2 separate regions of the Homo sapiens genome follow, and region 2 is linked to region 1. A link is an interaction called in ENCODE POLR2A ChIA-PET data of the cell type or tissue named here. Cell type or tissue: HepG2. All regions are shown on one strand.

Region 1 (2,500 bases):
TCTATTGACCTTGTGATCTGCCCACCTGGGCCTCCCACAGTGCTGGGATTACAGGTGTGAGCCACCATGCCTGGCCTGCCCATCTTTTTTTGTTGTTCTTTTTTTCTTTTCTTTTTTTTTTGAGACAAAGTCTCACTCTGTCACCCAGGCTGGAGTGCGGTGGCACGATCTTGGCTCACCGCAACCACCGCCTCCTAGTTAAAGCAATTCTCCTGCCTCAGCCTCCTGAGTAGCTGGGATTACAAGCATGCGCCACCACGCCCAGCTGATTTTTTGTATTTTTAGTAGAGACAGGGTTTCACCATGTTGGGCAGGCTGGTCTTGAATTCCTGACCTTTAGTGATCCGCCTGCCTCGGCCTCCCAAAAGTGCTGAGATTACATGTGTGAGCCACCACACCCGGCCTGTTTTTTTTTTTTTTTTTTGGTTAAATGATACACTTCCTATTTATCATTTCCATAGTCATCTCAATGTCCCCTAAAATCCCTCTAATATGGCCGGGCACGGTGGCTTACACCTGTAATCCTGGCACTTTGGGAGGCCAAGGCGGGCGGATCACTGGAGGTCAGGAGTTCGAGACCAGCCTGGCCAATATGGTGAAAACCCGTCTCTACTAAAAATATAAAAATTAGCTGGGTGTGGTGGCACACGCCTGTAATCCCAGCTACTCGGGAGGCTGAGGCAGGAGAATCGCTTGAACCCAGGAGGCGGAGGTTACAGTGAGTAGAGATTGGGCCACCGCACTCCAGCCTGGGCAACAGGGTGAGACTGTCTCAAAAAAAAAAAAAAAAGGAAAAGAAAAAAAAATTCCTCTAATATATAAGTGAATATTTAATGAAACAATTTTTTCTGTCTAGGAAATCCTGCCAGAACACTTTGCACCTGTAGGAATTTGTACTATAATTACAAACACATATATGGCAATTAAGACATGTAAATGTAGGTCGGGCATGGTGGCTCACGCCTGTAATCCCAGCACTTTGGGAGGCCCAGGCAAGTGGATCACGAGGTCAATAGATCGAGACAATCCTGGCCAACAGGGTGAAACCTCGTCTACTAAAAATACAAAATTAGCCAGGCGTGGTGGTGAGCACCTGTAATCCCAGCTACTTGGGAGGCTGAGGCAGGAGAATCACTTGAACCTGGGAGGTGGAGGTTGCAGTGAGCCAAGATCGCACCATTGCACTCCAGCCTGGGCAACAAGGGCAAAACTCCACTCAAAAAAAAAAAAAAAAAAAAAAAAGACATGTAAATGTTACATTCAGAGGGACACATTAATTTCCATTTCTTTTAGAAAAAGTTTTTACACATTGAAGGAATAAAAATGCATGAACTGACCCTGATGTCTCCTGCCTGGGGCCCCCAGTTGGTGGTTCCTGTTCAGGATCTCCACTTTATCCTGCTCCGTTTAAGTCCAGTCTCAAGTCTTTCTACTCACACTAAACTCCTTTTGTACCTACATTATGATGATGATGATTATTTTCGAGACAGAGTCTGGCTTTGTCACCCAGGCTGGAATGCAGTGGTGCAATCTCCGCTTGCTTACTGCAATTTCCGCCTCCCGCGTTTAAGCGATTCTCCTGCCTCAGCCTCTCAAGTAGCTGGGATTATAGGCACGTGCCACCACACCCAGCTAATATTTGTATTTTTAGTAGATATGTGGATTCACCATGTTGGCCAGGCTGGTCTCCAACTTCTAACCTCAAGTGATCCACCCACCTCGGCCTCCCAAAGTGTTGGGATTCAGTCATGAGCCACCGTGCCAGGCCTCTGTACCTAAATTATATCATTTCTCTCTTCTAATTGTTCTTTGCTATTTAACAAGCAGCAAATAGAGGAACCCTGGGGTGTTTGCTATAACCTGTATATATAGGCTATAATAGGATCTTCTCCTCACACACCCTGCAGGAACCACCATGCTGAAAGAAGTGAGACAATTCAGGGGGCAGTCCCTCCCCAGCAGAGACTAAATTGGTACCATTTGTTGCTATTTCAGTTTTGCGAAGATGCGCGCTTGGAGCCCAAGCCATGGTTTCTAGGGCTGACACTGACTTCCCACGGAATTCTTCCTGTTTAAGAGGTTGTAGACTTTTCATGATCCTGAACCTTGAACGTCTCCACAACTGGTTAAGTACCCGTGAGATACATTTACAGGATTTTTTCTTTCTTTTCCCAATTTTTTTTTTTTTTTTTTTTTTTGAGACGGAGTCTCCTCTGTCACCCAGGCTGGAGGGCAGTGGCGTGATGTCTGCTCACCACAACCTCCGCCTCCCAGGTTCGAGCGATTCTACTGCCTCAGCCTCCCAAGTAGCTGGGACTGCAGGCACGCCCCACCATGCCTGGCTAATTTTTGTATTTTTAGTAGAGACGGGCTTTTACTATGTTGGGCAGGCTGGTCTTGAACTCCTGACCTTGTGATCCACCCGCCTCGGCTTCCCAAAGCACTGGGATTACAGGTGTGAGCCACCGCGCCCGGCCACAGGATTTTTTCTTTTTAATGT
Region 2 (2,500 bases), 51 kb after region 1:
GCTTCTTGGTGATTTTCTCTAGACCTTCTCTATGCATTTGCAATGTTTTTCCCCAAACACACCTCTCTGACTTATAAGATAATCTTACCTTGATATTGTTCCATTTCAATGGCTCGTTCTTTTTATTGAAGTGCAGAAAATGAGGCATGGAGAGAATCTGCAGCTCCTTGACTTACCAGAAATGCACGTGCCCTTTAATCGGCACAGAGATCAAGAATCAGAACACTCCCTGAGCCCCCGTCCAGCCCGGTGGGAAAAAGTGGCTGTTTGAAAACGGGCCTGATTCTGTGTCCCGGGCGCCCCCAGCTGACCCGCTGCTGCGTCCCGGGCGCCCCCAGCTGACTGCTGTTGTGCCTTCAGCAGGTGTCCATGTCCACGGCTTCATCTTCAGTGGAACCGCTTGCTCCACTTCAGCTCCAGGGGCCTTGGCTGGCAGACCCCTCCCCTCCCCCACCACCCCGACTTTCCCTGTCTTTTCTGTGCCCCCTGTCACAGCTCCTCAGTGAGGACCTCTGTGCCTATCTTGTGTCACTTTGTGTCTTTAATAAGTTCTGGAACCATTCGGAGCCTCAGTTTCCTCACTGGTGAAATGAGTGGGCCACTGCCTCCCCTGAGAGCTTGTGTCACATTTCATGAGCTGACGTTTATAGAAGCAAATACCCTATTTCCACATTGCTTCTTGGGACGATCTTAAATTTCACAGATCATTTATAAGAATCTGTGTTTCCATAGGAAATGCTGATATTCTCTTCCTTTTTTTTTTTTTTTTTTTTTTAACATTTCTGTATTTGTTATCCCTGTAATTAAAGCCAGTTGCTGAAGCACAGTAGGATGCGTGCACTGTGATAGACTAATAGGAACAACTTTTTCTCTTCCACAGCGCTGCAAACTCCTGCCCCTCCAGCCCCCGGGGAGCGGGGTCTTCAGGGTACAAGGTGGGCCGAGTGATGCCATCTGACCTCAATTTAATGGCTGACAACTCACAGCCTGAAAATGAAAAGGAAGCTTCAGGTGGAGACAGCCCGAAGGTAAAGGCTTTGTAGCCTTGAAGCAGCCCCTGGGGGACAGTGTGTAGCCACAGGGCCCTCAATGTCACCTGCCTGTCACTCACCTGCCTGTCCAGTGACAGCCCTGCCAGGGCATCGGTGGGGATGTGGGCTTGATTCTGGTGTTGCTGCTGTGTTCTTGGTATTGGGGCTTTTTGCAAGTGTACTCGTTTAGTCATTCAACGCACATCTTAGGGTCTCCCTAATAGCTGTAGGCCCAGGTGCTGAGGGCTGGGCAGACAGCGGAAGATGGAGGAGTACCTTGGTCTTTGTGGAGCTCATGTGTGTTTGTGCCGGAGTTTATCCCCTTGTCCCAAACTCTGAAGGTTATGCAAATGCACACCCTGCCACTCATGTTTGTATAGGGCACGTTTGTCACTTGTTTGGACAGCAGTTGTTGAGAGTCACACTATGACCTGGCACGTTTGTATTCTTTGACCCAGTAATTTTCCTTTTAGGACTTTGACCAAAGGAAATGGATGAAAGTTTGTATAAAACAATGGAATGCGGCTGGGTGTGGTGGCTCATGCCTGTAATCCCAGCACTTTGGGAGGCCAAGGCGGGGGGATCACTTGAGGTCAGGAGTTGGAGACCAGCCTGGTCAACATGGTTAAACCCCGCTTCTACCAAAAAAAAATACAAAAAGCCAGGCGTGGTGGCACGCAGCTGTAATCTCAGCTGCTCTGGAGGCTGAGGCGGGAGAATCACTTGAACCCCGGGAGGCGGAGGTTGCAGTGAGCTGAGATCACGCCACTGAACTCCAGCCTGGGTGAGAGAGTGAGCTCCTGTTTCAAAAAAATAAAATAAAAAATAAAAAGAACGCAACCTCAGTGTCCCTAGGGGAATGGTGATTAGGATATTGTGCTTCCACTTAGGGAATAGCATGCAGAGTATTTGCTGATATGGAAATATTCCAGATGTAATGCTGAGTGGAAGAAAGAGAGTAAGAACCATGCATGGTATTACTTGACATATTGAGGAAGTGTGATCTATCCCAGCAGAACGCAGCACAGCCATGAGAATGAATAAGCCACAGCTGTGCATCCCCCACCTGCGGCCGACTACGGCGTCTAACACAGGGTGCTAGGCAAGGAGGGCGCGTCGCGTGTGGTGCTGTTTCTGTCAGGCTTACAATTGGACAGATCTAAGTTGTATTGTTTAAGGATGCAGCCAAGTGGTAAAACGTAGTAAATCCCAGCAAAACTGTGGTCACTCTAAGAAGTCAGTAGTAATGGTGGCCTCTTGGAGAAGTAGAGGTAGTGGGCTGAGAGGGCCCATACGAGCATGTTGGGGATGCTGGTGGTGCCCTGTCTCTTGACCTAGTATACTGATGTTCACTTTGCAAAAATTTGTTCAGCTGACATAAATGTATCATGAGCTTTTCTGTCTGTTTTATATGTTTTTCAATTTAAAAAGTTTTTAGAAACATAGAAAAAAATCACAGGGAAGTCAAC

Evidence for each region. ChIA-PET counts read pairs that join two places held together with the same protein. Peaks named below come from ENCODE experiments on the same cell type or tissue, not always from the same donor. Only the 100,000 strongest peaks of a DNase experiment are listed, where the experiment ranks them.
Region 2: POLR2A ChIA-PET joins it to region 1 with 11 read pairs; 16 of 35 experiments call an interaction of 5 or more read pairs at or near these places.

Annotation. Positions count from the first base shown.
Region 1 is chr17:82,515,960-82,518,459 of GRCh38, forward strand. No RefSeq gene overlaps it. Among named protein-coding and RNA genes, the nearest start is that of FOXK2, 2.5 kb to the right of the region's middle. In HepG2, no CTCF peak of the experiment used is centred here; a DNase peak (open chromatin) is centred at 1,542; H3K4me3 peaks cover 504 bases.
Region 2 is chr17:82,567,174-82,569,673 of GRCh38, forward strand. FOXK2 (forkhead box K2) reads left to right here. Exons shown (of 9, transcript NM_004514.4): 3 at 881-1,028. Among named protein-coding and RNA genes, the nearest start is that of FOXK2-AS1, 20 kb to the right of the region's middle. In HepG2, no CTCF peak of the experiment used is centred here; a DNase peak (open chromatin) is centred at 1,448; H3K4me3 peaks cover 307 bases.